2 separate regions of the Homo sapiens genome follow, and region 2 is linked to region 1. The links are chromatin loops, found by intact Hi-C in ENCODE. Cell type or tissue: body of pancreas. All regions are shown on one strand. Links, peaks and the distances in the headings refer to the core of each region. The heading gives the core; the rest is flanking DNA.

Evidence for each region. A loop is a pair of places that touch in the nucleus more often than their neighbours do. Peaks named below come from ENCODE experiments on the same cell type or tissue, not always from the same donor. Only the 100,000 strongest peaks of a DNase experiment are listed, where the experiment ranks them.
Region 2: a loop joins it to region 1, with 3 times the contacts of the local background. A loop is called at or near these places in 21 of 110 quality-filtered maps.

What each region holds. Positions count from the first base shown.
Region 1 is chr7:26,349,282-26,359,482 of GRCh38, forward strand. The region is part of intron 2 of SNX10 (sorting nexin 10); the gene reads left to right. Among named protein-coding and RNA genes, the nearest start is that of LINC02981, 44 kb to the right of the region's middle. In body of pancreas, for the core only: no CTCF peak of the experiment used is centred there; no DNase peak of the experiment used is centred there.
Region 2 is chr7:26,055,806-26,066,006 of GRCh38, forward strand. LOC105375199 (a long non-coding RNA gene) reads right to left here. Exons shown (of 7, transcript XR_927114.3): 3 at 5,738-5,892; 4 at 2,659-3,009. Among named protein-coding and RNA genes, the nearest start is that of NFE2L3, 91 kb to the right of the region's middle. In body of pancreas, for the core only: a CTCF peak has its summit at 6,068 (motif pointing left); a DNase peak (open chromatin) is centred at 6,046; H3K27ac peaks cover 1,414 bases.

The DNA.
Region 1 (10,201 bases), core at 3,038-8,037:
ACAGCCTGGGAGTGACATCTTGGTTCTGTCTAAATGGTAGTACTGACCTTAAAATTTAGTAATTTTTTTTTTTTTTTTACATTTTGGGGGTGAGGAATCAAATGTAGTCTCTCTTGTTAAAACAGCTTTATGACTGTAATAAATCTAGAAAGAGGAGAAAAGGGAGTGAGAATCTCCCTTGTTAGTTAAGCATGTTCCATTTGCACATTGGTTTGAATTCCCAGGAGAGCAGTATCCGAGCTGATGGATCTTCTCCATAAAAAGGCCTTGGCATTGGGCCATTGTGAAATTAAAATGAATTCAGAGTCATTCATGCATGCAACTTTAATTTACAATTAAAATATTATGGTTACATATTTTAATAAGAATAATTAGATGGACCCAACTGAATCAACTCTTCTGTTTAATGAGACAGAACCCAGACTCCAAATGGAAAGGCAGGTGGCTGTGACAGGAAGCGCATTTCAGACAGTGTCTTTTGTGGAGCTAGGCATTTTTATTCTTTTTATATTCGAATGTCCAGAGTGAGCTGTTTGATTTTTCTACACTACTCAGGATGCTTGCCTCAGCCTTGCTGAACTCATCTTGTGGGGTGTATGAGTGAGCATTTGCTCCAGCTGCACACAGTCCCTTTCATGGAGTCGGACATTCTTGCCCAAGCGCCTGCTCCCTCCTCCATAAGGGCACTGGGCTCTTTCCTTGGCACAGGGCTCACTTGGTGTAACTAGACTGTTCCTCCCTGTGTGATGTGACCTGAAGTGTGGGCTGAAACCCCTTTTGAATGTATGTGTGCATGCGTGCATATCTCCCCTGCTCTCCTGGATCATGATGGCTGCATTCTACTTTTAGAGATTCATCCCTTTAGGATAACTGATTTTCCCCTTCCCAAATGCACATGCTTCATACTAGGTATAACAGCAGCTTCTAGGCAACTCCAGTTATTGACACCTTAGCGATGATATATCCATCACTTCTTTGGCAGGGAATATCCTGAGTAGGACAGGCCGAAGTGGGCCCCAGAGAGTTGCACAAACCATGAGGACCCCACCACTGAGGGAGGAGATGGGGCACTATGGGGAGAGCCGGCAGGGAGGGATGTGTTGCCATTTTGGATGAGCAGCCCCTAAGGTTAATATTAATATGTCTAAGATATGCTTATGCTGACCCATGGTAATATTTTGGACTTCCTCTAGGAAAGCATGCTTTTGATATTCGGAAACTGACTGGAAACTGACTGGTCTGGAACTGATGAATACCTTTAACAAATAAATAATATTAGCTAGGATCCTGTGATGCTGGGTACTTTGATGGGAAGCAACAAGACAGAACATTTTCTCACTCCCCAAAACCTAAATTTGTTGTTCCTCTCTCCCTCCTTTCTTCCTCCCTTTTTCCCCTCCCACCCTCCCTCCCTCCATTTTTCTCAGTCTCTGTTATACTCAGTTATTAAGTGTTCCTGTTTGAAAAAATAGTTAAGTTTCCATAAGAGGCAATTTACAGTCTTCTGTAAGCAAAGAAAGGCAGCTGGGAATATTGTCTTCACACATACACACCAGGTTTCAGAGAAGGCTGTTACCATTCTGAGCGCTACATTAGTGTTACAGGTACTGTGAGGACTCTGATATTTTTTTCTGAGCTTGTCCCAGAGAAAGATCTTCATTCCTTTTTTTTTTCTTAACTCTTCTTCCAGATTTTAAAATAATTGTTCACTGCAGAACATTTTTGGAAAAGTATACAGGAAAAAATAAAACTTTGAGCTATTTCTTTCTAGTCTTTTTCTATATATATGTATATGTCATTTTTAGAAAATTGAGATCATACAGAATTTATAGTTTAATATCTCACTCTTCCAGCTCAGTGTTCTAACACATTTCAAGAAATACTTCACCAGCTCTGATTAAATTAGAAGTGGCTTAGGAAAAGAAAGAATTAGTAAACATAAATTCATCTTTGAATTGTTAAGAAATGAACAAAGAATAACTTTACAGTGGAGAAATCTGACAAACACTTCCTCAGCCAGGTGATCACTGTTAACACCCACAGTGATGTTATGTTGCTAGCATGTGGAAGTGATATCACCTGGAAGTGATAAAAATGGCACTTTACCCTCTGAAATAGGTAGCCTTCCTTCCAAAAACCTATAACACCAATCTAATCATGAGACAAACATCAGACAAATCTGCAGAATACCTGCGAGGGCTCCTCAAATTGTCAAGGTCATGAAAAACAAGGAATGCCTGAGAAGCTGTCATAGCCAAGAGGAGCCCAAGGAAACACAATGACCAAATATAATGTATCTCGAGTGGGATCCTGGAACAACAGATTAATGACATTAGGTGAAAACTAAAGCAATCAAGCAGTCTGGTTTTTTTTTTTTGTTTTTTTTTTTTTTTGAGACCGAGTCTCTCTCTGTCGCCCAGGCTGGAGTGCAGTGGTGCGATCTCGACTCACTGCAAGCTCCACCTCCCGGGTTCACACCATTCTCCTGCCTCAGCCTCCTGAGTAGCTGGGACTACAGGTGCCTGCCACCACGCCCAGCCAATTTTTTGTATTTTTAGTAGAGGCGGGGTTTCACCATGTTAGCCAGGATGGTCTAGATCTCCTGACCTCGTGATCCGCCCGCCTCGGCCTCCCAAAGTGCTGGGATTACAGGTGTGAGCCACTGTGCCCGACCAGCAATCTTAATGAAGTATGGACTTCAGTTAATAATAACATGTCAATATTGATTAATGAATTGTTACAAAGGCAGCATGCTAATATAAAATGTTAATAATAGGGGAAGCTGGGTGTGGGATATGTAGGACCACTCTGTACTATCTTCATAATTTCTCTATATCTAAAACTGTTTAAAATAAAAAGTTTATTTTAAAACAAATATCATTGACATATATATGCTCACATAAAAAGATTCTGAAAGATTGTATAGTGAATAAACCAATAAACAAAATAGTATTTATAAATGTAGGTTATGCTCCTGTTTGTGTTAAAAAATTGCATAAAGCTGGGTGTGTTGGTGCATGCATGTAATTCCAGCTACTTGGCCAAGGCGAGATCACTTGAGCCCAGGAGTTCAAGGCTGCATTGAGCGATCATCAATAGCCACAACATTCCACCCTATGCAATGGAGTAAGACCTTGCCTCTTCAACCCCCAAAACAAAAAAATACGCAAGGTAGAGATGATAATAAAATGAACCCCCATATGTGTACCTACCAACCAGCTTCAACAATTTACTAACTCATTATTAACTCATAGCCGAGCTATATCCCCACCCCACCTATTTCCTCCTGCTACCACAGTCAATTATTTGGAAACAAATTCTAGATATTATATAATTTCATCTGTAAATATTTCAGTATGCATTTCTAACAAATGACCTTTTTAAAAAATGAACCACATAATCACATGTTAAATAATTAAACAATTCCTTCATATCATCAAATATTCAATGTGCAAATTACCTTGATTATTTTGAAAAAAATTATATACTTGGTTGTTCTAATTCTCTATTTAATTAGGATTCAGATAAGGACCACACATTGCATTTGGTTGATACATTGTTTAAAGTCTTTAATTCTCTCTTTTCCCCCTTTTGCAATTTATTTGTGGAAGAAATTGCATCTTTTGCCTTATGGAGGTTTTCACATTCTAGATTTTGCTGATTGCATCCTTGTGGATGCCAATTATTTCTTACTGCAGAAGAGGAGGTTTTTTTTTTCTGCACTTTTCCTGATGTGTTACAAGATATGAAAAGGTAACTCGCTGATTTGGGATACTACTTGTGTAAAGAAACTTGCAACATTGTGAGCTATTATAAGTCATGTAAAAGGCAGGTCTAGCTAAATCTCATTCACAGTTGTTTATCCTGAAGTAATAAAAGCTTCTCAAAAAATCATCATTCAGTACCACCAGAGGATGGTATTTAAACATACTCCATGCTGTAGAGTGGCAAGTAATATCCCTTGTCATATGTCTCTTAAGTTATTTGTTACAGCTGTTATTAGGAAATAAAGAAAGGTTGCTTGATATATTCCTTTTGCCCTTCTATTTTGTTATTTGTAAAGAATATAGTATATGAAATGTGCTAGATTTTAGTTGTGAAATTGTTATATGGGGGTCCTGAATAGCACTCTGGTGATTAACACACTGGTAAATGCTTTTTTTTTTTTTTTTTTTTTTTGGTGGGGAGACAGAGTCTTGGTCTGTCGGCCAGGCTGGAGTGCAGTGGCACGATCTCAGTTGCTCACTGCAACCTCCGCCTCCCAGACTCACGCAATTCTCCTGCCTCAGCCTCCCGAGTAGCTGGGATTACAAGTGTGTGCCACCACACCTGGCTAATTTTTGTATTTTTAGCAGAGACGGGGTTTCACCATGTTGGCCAGGCTGTTCTCAAACTCCTCACCTCAGGTAATCTGCCTGCCTTGGCCTCCCAAAGTGCTGGGATTATAGGCTTGAGCCACCACGCCCAGCCCACACTGGTAAATTCTATAATCATTAGTTGTATGGAAAAGTACCTAGCGCATTGTTGTTGCACAATATATTTTAAGTGAATGAATGAGTCTCCAGTGTAAATACATGAACATGTAAAACACTACTTTGAAATAGGAAAAAAAATGTCCCAAGAAAAAGAACAAACTGAGACAAGTTTACATTTTTATGTTAGAAAATTCTCATCAAAGCTATGAAAAATTAGTATTCACTTAACACCTAGACATTCTGCTTTATTAGCTTTCGTCTTTTGTGATCTTTCTGTAATCTAAGTAAATATTTTTACAGTTAACACCTACTCATCTTTACTGTGCTACAAAGATTCAAACTAAGCTATGATGGAAAATTTTAAAAAACACACCTATCACAATGGCTAAAATAAAAAATAGTGATAATCCCCCTGGAAACTGTAATAGGTATGTATGATATATCATTGTAGGGTTAATTGTATTTCCCTAGTGGTTAACGATGTCGAACATCTTTCTACGTGCTTGTTTGCCATCTGTATGCCCTATTTGGGTGAAATGTCTCTTCATATCTTTTGCTTGTTTTCTAATTGAATTCTATTTTTTAAATAAGAGTAAGTGAATGAGTGTTTTGAGACAGGGTCTCTCTTGTTGAGGCTGGAGTGCAGTGGTGTGATCTCAGCTCACTGCAACCTCCCACCCACCCACCAGGCTCAAGCAATCCTCCCACCTCAGCTTCCTGAGTAGCTGGGACTACAAGTGTGAGCCAGTACACTCAGCTAATTTTTAATTAGTTTTTAAATGTTTGTTTAAATGTTTGTTTAATTAGTTTTTAAATGTTTCACCATGTTTCCCAGGCTGGTCTTGAACTCCTGAGCTCAAGTGATCCTCCCACCTTGGCCTCCCAAAGTGCTGGGATTACAGGAGAGAGCCACCTCACCCGTCTGATAGTTTTGTTTTTTTTTAAAATATATTCTAGATGCAAGTCCTTTATGGGATGTGTAGTTTGCAAATATTTCTTCAATCTTTAATTTGCCCTTTTAACCTTATTCACGGCATCTTTTGCAAAGCAAAGATTTTTAGTTTGGTGAAGCCTAATTGATCACTTTTTCCTTATGTGGATTGCCCTTTTGAGATAAGTTGAAGAACTCTTCTCCTAGTCCTAGGCCGAAAGATTTTCTTTGATTTTTTTTTTTTCTAAAAGTTTTTCTAAAAGTTTTCTCTGATGTTTTGTGTTTGACATTTACATCTGTGGTTTGGTTGGTGTTGATTTTTGTATAAGGTGCACGCTTTAGGTTGAGGTTCATCTCTTGGCCTGTGGATGTCCAGTTGTTCCATAATCATTTGTTGAGAGGCTTTTCCTTCTCCTTTGAATTGTTTTTGCACCTTTGTCAAAAATCAGGTGGGCGTATTTGTGTAGGTCTCCCTCTGGGTTTTCTGTTCTCTTTCACTGATCTTCTGTGTCTATCCCTCTCTAGGACTCCATTGTCTTGCTGCTGTAGCCTTAACATTGGGAAGAAGGCTTCCTCCCACTTTATTCTTTTTCAAAAATTTTTTGGCTATTCTAAGACATTTCCCTTTCCATATAAATTTTAGAATAAGCCCATCTATGTCTTCAAAAAAAGTCTTGCTGAGATTTTTTATAGGAATTGTGTTAAACCTACAGATCAATTTGGGGAGAATTTCTCTCTTTACTATGTTGCGTCTTCCAATTTATGAACATAGTGTGTCTCTGCTTTGATTCCTTTCAATAGCATCTTAGATTTTCAGCATAGAGGACCTCTGCTTTTTAAAAAATCTTGTCAATCAGTTGGTTAATTCTGAAACATTTAATATGCACTTACTATGTGCTAGTACCATGCTTGGTGCTAGAAATACAAAAATGAAATACAAAGCTTTAAGAAGCCAGAAGGACAGAGTTTGAGAAGAGCATGTTGTCTGAACTGGCATTTTAGCTAATAAAAGCAGAAAAAACTTCCCCCTCCAAAACAATACAATTACAGTGAAATTGGAAATTGCCTAATATTTATTATTAGTAAAAGAATCACGAGATAGAACATGTTTGAGAGTACAGTCTTTGGAACAAGGCAGATCTGAGTTTGAAACTTAGCTCAGGCTGGTCATTTGACTTTGGGCCAGTTGCTTAAGCTTTAGAAGCCTCATTTAAAAAATCTGTAAAGTAGGATGAGAATATACTGAGCTCTGAGGGTTGTTGTAAAGATTGAAGAAAACATTTGTGAAACGGTATAATGCCTGCCACATGTCAAGTGCCCTGGTATAATACAATACAGTTATTTTTATTATTAGTTTCATCTCACTTAAGGGCTAAGGAAAAAAATGATAGGGTAGAAGTGGATAATGGTCAAACCTGGGGTGTGGGGATGGGGGAAAAACAGGGAACATTGAAATCAAAGGCTGATTATTATAGGATAACACAGGAATTAGATCTTCAAAGAGTCTAGGAGTCTTTCTTTAGAAGTCTGTTTTCACATGGAGAACAGCAGGGACAGTTAGTCTAAATTTTTAATTCCACTCTGCCTGGCTTTCTCATACTACATATAGTCATTAGGCCCAAGAAGTCATTAAAGTGTTTAATAAGGTTATTAAATTGACTAACTGCAGCTGCTGAAGCAATTTTCCTAGGAAATCCATATGATTCTAGGTAAGGGGCTGTGGAACTGTCCTCTGTGGCTGACAGCCTGTCAACATTCCTTTGAAGGATGGCGGGCAGTGTCGTGAGGGATGCGTCTAATTAAGAGATTAGAGGTGAACCTTGGCTTCCTGGGTGTGCTATTTGTAGCTGAGAGTATGGGGAAACTTCACTAATTCCTACTAATTGCAGAGTGGGGGAGGAGGAGACCCATGTGAATTATAGAATATTTTAAAATAAATGTACTTTTATTACTTTCAAGTACATATTTTAACTCCCACTAGGCCAACAAATTGTTGCCTGGTACAAGTCTTAGGGGACTAAGTTACTGAAGCTATCAGAAGGATTTTCAATTATTTCTATGTAAATAGGTGCTTCTGGAGTTCTTTAGGGTGCTAGAAAACAGTTTGTTCTCCCAGATCTTAAACATTGCTCTTGGATCCTTATGCTGTTAATTGGCACATCCTTAGAGGAAGGGGTTTGTTAAATTAAGATAAACTTAGACCAGCTGCTAAATAACTTATCATTAATTCATGGAGCCCAAGAACCCAAGTAGATGAGGTTTTAATTTCAAGTGAAGTTTGATTTTCCTTTCCTGAAGGCAGTTTGTTTATTCCTACAGGCATTTATTTATTCATTAAATGATACTAATGGAAGGCATTGGATGTATGAGGCATTCAAGTCTTACAAGACAGCCTAAGCTGCCCTACAGGAGCTTAGCGTCTGCTAGAGGAGGCCTACAGGTAATTACAATACAGCACAGTAGGATGTGGTGAGTAGGGACTATGCCCAAGGCAATCCCAGAGACATTAGGGGCCCAGAGGAGGGTCAAATAAGTCATACTGGGTGAATCTGAGAAGGGTTCCCAGAAAAAGTGGTGACCGAGTTGCATTTGAAAAATGAATTGGAGTTGGCAAAAAATAGTAGAAGAAAAGAGAAGATTAAAAAAAAAAAAAAAAAAAGGCAGTAGGGTGGCCTAGCAATCCAGGCAGAGAACAGCTTAGTTAAAGGCATGGAAGTGTGAAGTGGCATGTTGCTTATGGGGACCTATGCTTAGCCTTTGAAGATAAGCAGAGTGAAAATCATGAAAGGCTGTATTGTGCTAGCTGAGGAGTTTGAACTTGAAGGTTATGGGGCAACCTTTGAAGGATTTTCAGAAGGAAAGCAACATCATCAGATACGTGTTTTGGAGCCATTCTTGTCTTCATGTGGGGAATGCACTGGATATGGGCCCCGAAATAAATTAGCAGTTCTTGCATTAATGTTGGGCAAGAGGTCCTTGAACCAAGGCAGTAGCAGAGGGAATAGTTGTCAGTGGTTCCAAGGAGAATGACTATGAAGGACTTGGTCTGTGTGGATTTGGGGAATGAGTCAAACAGAGGGGTCTAGGAGAACTGGGTTTCTAGCTGGGGTTGGTGGGAGATGCTCTTCACTGAGAAGGGGAGCAGGATGCTGTGGGAAGGGTATGGACATGGCGTGCTCAAGGGACTTCTAGGTGGATCAGGCTAGAGGCTGGATCCATGGGAGAGGTGCCTGCACTGGGATGGAGCTTTGGGTGGGGTCCATCAGCTCATGGGAGGGGGTTGAATGTGTTTGGATGAGGTCACCCTAGAATTGCAATAGTGTGCAAAGAACAACAGCCTGGGTTGGCTCTCAGGCACAGAAACGTTTCAGGATGCAGAGAGGGAAGAAGTTTGCCATCCACAAGAGAATAGTGATATTTAGCACTCCAACCAAATTAAAGATTTTCAGGATTGAAACAATATGTGGAGTCTTAGTGCTGCAATGAATTTTGAGTGTGCATTTAAAAGTTTAAGAGACACACACACATACACGGTGACAAGAGATGGAGGTGAAAAGCATAGGCCAAGAGCAGAGTACCTGGATTTTTGCTTCTGTTTCCATCCCTGGGCAGAATCTGCTTTATCACACTGTGATTAGGGGATATTATGGATATTTGGTTTAAAAATGGTTTTTAAATCCCTCTTATAATTTAGAATGTGCTTTTAAGAAATGATGGTTGTCTCTTAATGCGCATGAAAAAAATAAAGAAATAGAGAAGAAGAAATACTGGCTGGGGCACAGTGGCTCATGCCTATAATCCCAGCACTTTGGGAGGCTGAGGCAGGGGTGTTGCTTGAGCCTAGGAGTTCAGAATCAGCCTGGGCAACATAGCAAGACCCCATCTCTAAAAAAATTAAAAAATTAGCTGGGCATGGTGGCACCCGCCTGTAGTCCAGCTACTGGGGGCGGGGTTGGCTAAGGTAGGAGGATCATTTTAGCCCTGGAGTTTGAGGCTGCAGTGAGCTGAGATCGTACCACTGCACTCCAGTCTGGGTGACAGAGTGAGACCCTATCTCAAAAAACAGAAAAAAGAAAAGAAATAATGGCCAAAGAGCATCACTATAGTGTTATCTTGTGTTTTTTTTTTTTTTTTTTTGACCAAGTCTTGCTGTTGTTGGCCCGGGCTGGAGTGCATTTAGTGGCGTGATCTTGCTGCAACCTCCGCCTCCTGGGTTCCAGCAATTTTCCTGCCTCAGCCTCCTGAGTAGCTGAGATTACAGGCGCCCAACACCATGCCCAGCTAATTTTTGTATTTTTAGTAGAGATGGGGTTTCACTATGTTGGCCAGGCTGGTCTCGAACACCCGACCTCTGGTGATCCACCCGCCTCAGCCTCCCAAAGTGCTGGGATTACAGGTGTGAGCCCTGCCTATCTTGTTCTTATTCTATCCCCTAAATGATTTTAAAAATACACAATGAAAATATTTTAAAAGAAGACTTTTTGGAACAGTAATTCATAATCCCTGTCTACTAAAGACAAGTAGTGGGACAGAAGTCTCCAGTGCAAGGACAAAGTGTTGCCCTAGAAGGTGAAACTTGATAGGGGCAAAAGTTATTTTCAGAGTGTGGTGTATTTTTTTGATTAAAAAAAATCCTCTATGATGAAGAGTCTCATTTAATTATCTGCATGATTCAATGGAGGTGCTTTGTCCAGAAAGCCCCCGATCTCTCTTTTTCTTCTGCTCTCAAGCGTTCATAGCCTGCCTCTCAGATGTGCCCCAACAAGCAATAAGAAATGCCTGAATTCCAGCATTG
Region 2 (10,201 bases), core at 3,314-8,313, 290 kb before region 1:
CCCACTGAGTGACACAGAAGCTAGTTGACCACTGAGGGCCAAGAGAACTGCCATATGGCTGGCAAGGCTAGTGTGAAAGTGATCCGTAGCAGAGACCACAGAATGGACATTCCAGGCCAGAATTGGATGGAGAATATGGAAGAGGATTAGAGCATCTGCACAGCCAGCAAGGGTCAATGTGGAGCTCAATCAGCGAAAAGAAGCCTACCAGCTCCTGATCAGGCCAAAGGATAGGCCATGAGTTATGTCAGCTGCAGCCTTCAACAGCAGATGCCAGCAGGATGCCTGGAAATGAGATGATTAATTCACAATTCTGAGGAGGTCAGCATGAACACAGACAACAGCACAAGGACCATCACCTGAACCAGCCATCCTCCCCTACTGCCATGAGGATGGGTAAACCTTCCCTATGCCTCTAGAGAAAGGATAAGAGAAAGGCTTTCAAAGAAGAGAAACAGCTCCTCCCCACACACACAGCCCTCATGAAAATGGGGCCTTGAGACTAAGATGAGAGTAGTTAGAGAAAATAAAAGCAAACTACCTTTTTCTTTTTGCATATTTGAGAGATTCTATGTACCTCTCTACTCCGCTTCAATAGTTATTATTATGGTCCTCATTGTATATGGGAAGTCTGAACATGCAAAAAAAGATTATAGTACAATCTAAATACAGTAACTGAGCTATACACAATATACATAGAGCCCATAGAAAAGGCAGAAATTAGCTACATATATTAGTTTTATATTGCTGTATAACAATATTACCACAAACTTAGCAGGTTAAACCAATACAGTTTTACTTATCCACAGTTTTACTTTCCATGGTTTCAGTTACTCATAGTCAACTGTGGTTCAAAAATATTAAATGGAATATTTCAGAAATAATTCATAAGTTTTAAATTATGCATCATGCTGAATAGCATAATGAAATCTTGCACCATGCCGCTGCCTCCTGCCCAGGACATGCATCATTCCTTTTTCCAGTGTATCCACACCATATATACTTCCCATCTGCTAGGCACTTAGTAGCTGTCTCGGTTATCAGGTCAAAAAAGCATAGTATATGCGGGGTACAGTACTATCCACAGTTGCAGGTACCCACGGGGAGTAGGTATCCACGGGGGGTAGGTATCCATGTAGCTGGGTCCTCTGTAAGGCTTCAATCAAGGTATTGGCCAGGGCTGGGTCCTTATCTGAAGGCTTAACTGTGGAAGAATCTGCTTCTAAGCTTACAAGGTTGTTGGATGCATTTAATTCCTTGTTGGTGGTGGACTGAGAGCCTCAGTTTCTTCTTGCTGGTGTCAAGTTCCCTGCCACGTGGGCCTCCCCAACATGACTGCTTGCTCATCAAAGCCAGCAAGGGAGTTCCTCAGCAAGATAGATATTAGAGTCTTATGTAATGTAACCATGGAAGTGATATCTCCTTTGCCATGTTTTATTAATGTGAAGCAAGTCACACATGCTGCTTACACTTAAGGGGAGGAGATGAAGGGTGAATGCCAGGAGACAGGGTCATGGGAGTGCCTTAGAGACTGTCCACTATACTAGGCAAGGTGGGTGGCTGGGGAAGACATGCCAGATGTGACTTCTCAGAGGAGACACAATCTGAGCTGGCTTTTGAAGAAGGTTAAGAGCCCCAGAATTGCTTGGCAGCCCCAGAACCTAGTCAATGTTTAGCGTTATAGGAGGAAAGAACAAATGTTTGTGAATGACAGTATTGACATCGGGAGAAAAGTCTGGTCACCCTTATAGGAAAGAAGATTGTATTTTACATGAGGCAAAAACAAGAAAAATAATTGTCAAATCTCATCTCAATAGCAATAAGTAACATTAAAGCCCTTCTAGCAATATTAAAATGGGAGAGGTCACTGCATTAATGTCTCAGCAAGCCTCACCAGGAAAGCGTAATGAACATCAAGGGCACTGAAACGACAGGAGATGATCTAATGCAGGAAGCTCCCCAAATACTATATTTATACAAATGATAAATAGGTTTCAAGAAAGGAGAAACCAACTAATGTTGATGACTAGGGAAATAAATAATATTAGAACTTTACACTGCAGTAGCATCTTTCATCTGGGATCCTAAAAAGCTTTAAGAGTAATTAAATTTGGGTGCTGCATCAAAGTAGACCCATTTTTAAAACAAAAATATGGATTTTATGCCCTTCAGCAGATGTAGCACTGAATAGTCTCACAGATAATGAAACAAAACCTGGAGATTATTTTCTCTTGAAGAATGTTTTATCATTGTTTCCAAGGTTCTAAATTTGTAACTAGCTGAGTCTTACGGAAATGCAGGGTGGAGCCACATTTCTTTCTATATATTGGAAAAGAGGCAGCAGTTTCAGCCCAGGTGGAGTGTGTGGGGATTGGGGGTTAGAAGCAGTCCCCATGGAAAACCCACCTAGGGAACAGGAAGCAAACATTGGGTCGCCCTTGACATATGAAAAAATGACATGACATTTGGAAAGCATCCATCTGTGTCAAACTCTGTTCTGGTTTTCAAGTATCATTGTTGGAGTGCCTCTGAGTCTCAAAAGCCTTCTGTGTTTCACATTGTTTCCGTGTCAGAGACAAGTCCATGTTTAGTTACTTGGGAGCAAGCCTCCATTCCTGGTTGGTGGTCTCAGTATGCTACCAGATCTTGCCATCTTACCATTTGAAGCTCCTGTGACCATGTTGAACCCACTCGCAACCTGGGTGTGTCTGTGGGAAGCCTGCATCTCACAGGGACATTAACACCCCTGCTGGGAGACTTAGCGATTCAGACAGGAAGTTTCATCCTCAAAATCAAGTCTCATATGCACCCTTCCATGTTCCACTGTGCCTTCAAGATGTGTGAATCAGCTTGCTGCTTCGGCAGCAGAACGTGGAGACAGCTTTCCACCCCCGGTTTTCCACGGGGCAATACACGGACCATCGTGTGAGCTGGCGGTGCAGAAGCATAAAGCTCCTTGGCCATCATTCCGTTCACAATCATTCCGTTCACAACAGGGCCATGCTGCATCTGGGGAAAGGCCGGTGATCATGTGAGCATGAGTGGTCATGGTCTATAAGGAGGATACAAAAGAATCTCGGAAATAGACACCATTTATTCACCAGTTCCTACTAGAAGAAATAAGTTTTGAGCCCTTCAACTAAAATAATGTGAAGAAATATTCCTGAAGTTAGATAGGCAGAGGATTAGGAATGTGGGAAGATGCTTGACTGAAGGTTCAACCGATCTCCTGTGTTTAATTTATTAATATGGAGTTCTAGCTGGGCATCTGATACTCAAAGACAAGGGAACAAAGCTTCACAGCCTGTTACAGCTTTGGACTTGGCCCAGGCTCATGCCCATCTCCAAAGCGGTCAAGTCCTATTTGTCCTATAAGAAGCACCTGCTGGCCAGGAGCAGTGGCTCACACTTGTAATCCCAGCACTTTGAGGGGCCAAGGCAGACAGATCACGAGGTCAGGAGTTCGAGACCAGCCTGGCCAACACAGTGAAACCCTGTCTCTACTAAAAATATGAAAATTAGCTGGGCGTGGTGGCGGGAGCCTGTAATCCCAGCTACTTGGGAGGCTGAGGCAGGAGAATCGCTTGAACCCGAGAGGCAGAGGTTGCAGTAAGCTGAGATCGTACCGCTGCACTCCAGCCTGGGTGACAGAGCGAGACTCCACCTCAAAAAAAAAAGATGCACCCGCCGTTGACAACCTCCCCAGGCTTCTCATCTATGAGTCATCCACCCTCCCCAAACTCCTCACCATTTATACATGCCTCCCTCGAGACCCTCATCCCTGTGTCCATTCAATTTTAGCAGTTTATGTACACGTCATATCCTCTTTTCAATCAGAAGTAACTCGAGGGCCCTCGCATTTTGGCTCGTATATACTAAGTACTCAGTAAACACCTTGGAAAATGAGTGAATGGCTGTTTAATACCTATTAAAATACAGAGACCAAACGTACACTCGCCCCTCCGGATCTCACTTGGGGAGCAGTGCCTTTGTGCTCAGGAGGGCTGCCATGTTCCTAAATACTTCGGAATACACAGAATTCTGGTATGCTTTCTAGAGACCAGATATACCCAAGCTTCAGCCCAATTTCAGTTTTTAAAAACAGGATCAAGAGGGCCAGATGTGGTGGCGCATGCCTGTGATCCCAGCATTTTGAGAGGCCTTGGAGGGCAGATCACCTGAGGTCAGGAGTTCGAAACCAGCCTGTCCAAAATGGTGAAACCCCATCTCTACTAAAAATACAAAAATTAGCTGGGTGTGGTGGTGCACACCTGTAATCACAGCTACTCAAGAGGCTGAGGCACAAGAGTGGCTTCAACCTGGGAGGCAGAGGTTGCATTGAGCTGAGATTTTACCACTGAACTCCAGCCTGGGTGACAGAGTGAGACTCTGTTTCAAAAAAAAAAAAAAAAACAAAACAAAACAAAAAACAGGATCAAGATTTACGCCTTCCTGAAGAAGTTGAGTCTGGGGTCACAGTCATTAGTATCATGCTTCATAATGACCTTAAGCCTCTTTCAAGTGTGTGATATTCTATTAGGTTGATGCAAAAGTAATTGCGGTTTTTGCCATTCTTTTTTTTTTAAAAAAAAGGCAAAAACCGCAATTACTTTTGCATCAACCTAATATATGCACAGTTTCATAAGCTCTCTGAGGGCAGGACTTCTGTCTATTCTGTTGATGTTATTGTTACCCACACACACTACCTTGTAAGGAAGTCTGCCCACACTGGGCAAACATTAACTATTGACTAAGCGTATCATTTTATTTTAACACAATTAGGAAGCCCTGCATTCCAAGGAACCCCTTTAGCCAAAAGCTGCTGAGTTAGGTCACCAGACTCAGCACACACCTTTTCTAATCTGCTTCTTCAGTCCCTATGAGCCATACAATGCATTCTCTCCTGCCTAGAGTTGGCAATTTCAATTATTTCTTTTCCAGAAAGAAATAAAAGTGTCTGGACTGAAATAGATTTCCCTGTTTGGAAACTAATGCAGTGAGGGGTCTATTTGTTACAAACACTGATAGGCAGCCTTCTCCACAGAGGTGAGCCGTCCTTTCCCATGGGCTCCTCTTTGCTCCTTCCTCTACAGGAATCCATCTACTCTGGTTCATGTACAGAAGGTTACTGTGGTTTTTCCAGGAAACTGCTGCCTGATGAGGGAGGCAAATTTTCTGTGTACAAATTTGAGGACCATTTGTGCAGAAACAGACATAAGTAACAGAATATAAGCCATATTAATGTTTTTATGACTATACTTGGGCCTTCTCAACAATGGTTAAGTGTTGCCAAACTAGCTTTACTTAGTGTTGGCAGGACAGGAGCTGTAATATATAGTTCTTTTTGTCTTGGCAATAAGTCTGGCACTCCTGCCAGAATCTACTCTAAAGGAAATGAACCAGAGACAATAAGTCCATTCAAATGCACTAGCGATTTCTTCCAGCAGGGATTTTTCAATTTCTAAGTTGATACAAATTTTAAAACCACCTATTTTAAGTAGGGAGTGGGAGTTTTATTTTCCAAAAGAAGATGTTATATTTACCAATGTATTTCTGACATCTGTCCGCAACAAGAAATATTATAGTGCCAGGTAATTGAGAAGGTGTCAGAACAAAACAAACATAAAACAAACAAAAACAGAGAGAGATGTATTCCTTTCAAAAGGATGTAAACACAAAATATAATTGATGGGCTTCATTCAGTCAGCCGTTTAATTTGCGGTGTTTAAGTACTTACATAAAATGACATTACTGCTGTGCTATTGTCTCGCTGGTTCCATGCATTTTATTTATGACCATGTGTCTTTGTGAGTGAATAAAAAAATGTGGAGTTGCTAGCAGCAAACCTTACACATTTCAAAACCCAAAACCAAGAAATCCTTGAAGGACCACCTATAAAAAAAAACTTTGTTAACACAAGGTTCAATATTTGCCTGGGTTGGCACAATCCTACTTGGAGGGGAAAAAGGAGGCGGATTTTTCTGGCTTTAGGAGGCGGGATTTCAGGTAAACCACTGTGAAGGTGCCTGTCTACGCCTCTGAATTCTAGAGCCTAGAGCCCCCTGCTGGCTGAAGGAGGAAGAGACCTGAATGGACCCGATGGCCATCATTTCAAACTCCTCATTTTCCCCCCAGGTCATTCATTCATGCAGCAAATATTCGTTGAGGCTTGCTCTGTGCCAGGCACTGTTCTAGGCTCTGGGGATAATCTGTTCAACAAAACATACAGGTCTTTGCCTTACTGGAGTTTACACTGCAAAAAAAGAATTCAAATGGCCGGACGCGGTGGCTCACACCTGTAATCCCAACACTTTGGGAGGCCGAGGCGGACGGATCACCTGGGGTCAGGAGCTCGAGACCAGACTGGCTAGCATTGCAAAACCCCATCTCTACTAAAAATACAAAAAATTAGCCGGGCGTGATGGTGCACACCTTTAGTCCCAGCTACACGGGAGGCTGAGGCAGGAGAGTCACTTGAACCCCAGGAGGCAGAGGTTGCAGTAAGCCAAGATCACGCCATTGCACCCTGGGCGACACAGCAAGACTTCATCTCAAAAAAAAAAAGGAAAAGAAAACCAAATAACCATAAACTATAATGTCACATAGAAATTGATACTAACAGATAAACTATGAATCACAGCACAGCAGGGAGAGGAAGTAAAGAGTGATGGGAGGATGATGTATTTTTAGACAGAAGAACTGAATAAATAAAATGAAGAAGAGGGAGAAATTGGTAGGAGGGGCTTCCAGGAAAGGGGCGGAGCGAGTGTGAGAGCTGGGCGGGGGTCAGGGAGTGCACGGAGCAGTTAGCAGTGCAGAAGGCCCCGGTAGCTGAGCGATGAACCGAAACTTAAAAATGAGCTGAGCCCAATGATGCGGAGCCTTACATGGTAAGAATTTTGGATTTTACAGTAATCCACGGAGAGGCTTGAACAGAGAATTAACTAAATTTGCTTTCCATTCTAAATAGACCATTCTGTGTGCAACAAGAACTAACTGCGAGTGTGAAATCTGAGAGGCCCATTTTGGAGGCTACTGCCATCATATTTCAAACAATTCAATCAATGAATTTCACCAAACTGAAATTCCTGCTGTTTACAACAAGGTTCAGAGAAGAATAAAATATCTTGGTCTCTGCCCTCAGAGAGCTTTCAATCAACTTGGGAAAATAAGATAGGCACACTTCAAATTAAACTTACGAGAGACAGTGAAGGATTGTTCTGGCTTGTACACAAGAGCAATAATAATGAAGATGAAAAAGGTGGTGTCACCAGCAGCCAAGCACCAGCTTGAGGCAGTTTAGCTTCATGGTTAAGAGCACAAGCGCTAGAGCCAGGCTGCTGGGGTTCAGAATTCTGGTGTCATTTACTAGCTGTGTGACCTCTGGCATGTGCCTTGGTTTTCTCTGTGCCTCAGTTTTATGACCTGTAGAATGGATCTAATAATAGGACCTTCCTTATAGGGTTGGTATGAGGAATAAATGTGTGTCAATGTTGTGTAGAAGGTGTTTACATCAGTGTTAGGTAATTTACCAAAACTACTCAAAAGGAAGAAATGTCTCCGAAATCATTATTACTGCAGTAGGTCAGATGTGGTGTGATAGTGACTTACATATCAGTTGTGGAAACAAAATAAAAGGGGCAGTATTTCTGGAAGGTTAACTTAGAAGGTTTGATGACAACAAGATGGTAAATGAAGCATACAAAGGGGTTCAAGATGAACATGAGATCTCAAGCGTAATGATTAGGAAAACAGTAGAAAGGAGAGAAAAAGAGAATTCAGGATGGGAAATTGGTTTGAGAGGCAGGGCAGGTTGGATTTCAGGCATACTGAGTTTGAAGTGGACAAGTGATTAGAAATGTCAGACTAGGGCTCAGAAGAGAGATCAAGGGTATCCTTATGGATTGGAACCTCTTCCTTTGGGGGCTATCTTTGAAGCCATGGAGATGACAGATAACTAAGACAGAAGTGGCTGAAAAAAAAGAGCTCTAAGAATGAAATTTAGGAGACATGACCATAGTTATGGATTAGAAAAGAGGCTGAAGAGGCCGGGCATGGTGGCTCATGCCTGTAATCCCAGCACTTTGGGAGGCCTAGGCAGGCGGGTCACCTAAGGTGAAGAGTTCAAGATCAGTGTGGCCAACATGGTGAAACTCCATCTCTACTAAAAAAAAAAAAAAAAAAAAAAAAAAAAATACAAAAATTAGCCGGGTACAGTGGCAGGTGCCTGTAATCCCAGCTACTAGGGAGGCAGAGGCAGGAGAATTGCTTGAACCTGGGAAGCGGACATTGCGGTGAGCCGAGATCACGCCACTGCACTCCAGCCTGGGCAACAGAGTGAGATTCTATCTCAAAAAAAAAAAAAAAGAAAAAGGAAAAGAGGCCAAAGAGAGGAAAGCATCAGAAAATCAGGAAGAGACATGTTATTTTAGCAAAAATATTGAGAAAGATGGAAAAGCCACTGTCAAACACTACTAAGAGATAAAGGATAACTAAGTATGCCTTTGGAGGAGATCATTAAGAAGTCATTGATGGGCCAGGCAGGTGGCTCATGCCTGTAATCCATCCCAGCACTTTGCGAGGCCGAGGCGGGTGGATCACCTGAGGTCAAGAGTTCGAGACCAGCCTGGCCAATATGGTGAAATGCTGTCTCTACTAAAACTATAAAAATTAGCAGAGTGTGATGGTGCCCGCCTATAATGCCAACTACTTGGGAGGCTGAGGCAGGAGAATCTCTTGAACCCGGGAGGCGGAGGTTGCAGTGAGCTGAGGTCAAGTTACTGCACTCCAGCCTGGGTGACAGAGCCAGACTCTGTCTCAAGGAAAAAAAAAAAAAAGTCATTGATGGCATCAAGAAAGAGTTTCTCAAGTGCAGCTTATCCTAAGGGTCTCTGCTAAATGTTTGTCATGAATGCTGTGCTGTGCCACCCAGATTTCTCCATCAGGACCCAAGGTGCTGTCTCCCCGGGGAGGGTTGTAAGCTGACAGCTCCCAGCGGCTCGGCTGAGGAAAGCCATCTTGCCCAAGGTCGTGCCCGCATCCTGGGGCAGCCTGCAGCAATGGCTGGTTGACTTCGGGGTATAAAAGCCCAGTTTCTTCCCAAAAAGGGACAACTCAAAAGGGCCATTCCAGGTTTCGAGCCATGGAGTCAGCTAGGGCTGAGTCACAACACACTGTGACTGCACTGCCGCCAGCCTCCCCTTCCCCACACAGCGTTGACGCCAGTGAGAAGAAAAGACCCCCAGGACACTTTAAGCAGCAATGCCAATCTCTGAGTCGGGATCTGCTTCCCCAGGAACCCAGAGGCCACAATGTATTAGAAAATTCAATAAAAATAAAAATGATAACATCAGGGAAGAGTTTTGGCACAAAGAGATCAATATAGCATTTAACAGGCCAGGTGCAGTGGTTCATGCTTGTCATCCTAGCAATTTGGGAGGCTGAGGCACGTGGATCACTTGAGTTCAGAAGTTCAAGACCAGCCTGGCCAACATGGTGAAACCCCCATCTCTACTAAATTACAAAAATTAGCCAGGAGTGGTGGTGCATGCCTGTAATCCTAGCTACTTGGGAGACTGAGGCACAAGGATCACTTGAACCCAGGAGGCAAAGGTTACGGTGAGCTGAGATCGCCCACTGCACTCCAGCCTGGGCAACAGAGCAACACTGTGGAAAAAAAAAAGAAAGAAAGAAAGAGAGAAAGAGAGAGAGGGAGAGAGGGAGGGAGGGAGGGAGGAAGGGAGGAAGGAGGGAAGGGAGAAAGAAAACACAAAGAAATAGTATTTAACAGATAAATAAAAATAGTTCCTTAGAAATAGAAATTCTGAAATTGAAAGGGTCAAATTGAGGGAAGTGAATAGGAATGGGCTTTTCTCCAGGACCCCAAACCTATCAGACTTGCAAAAAATGAGATGGTGCCATTTACCTTTGGTGAAAATAGAGTGCTGGGTTTCCTAACCCGATTGATGGTGCTGTCACCGTATAACCTCACAATCTCTTTTAATCTCTGCACTCTTGTCACTTTGCTGCCATCTGGAGAGAGGATTAATTTGATTTGTCCCCCAAGGAGATTAATGTATCTGATTGGATTCCAGCACACGGAGGGATACCATTCTCTAACCCATCAGCACTGTCCATGGCCAGGGTGCAAAAGCCCATCCCACTTCTCCCAAGAAAGAAGCAGCTCTGAGGATCCCGAGAC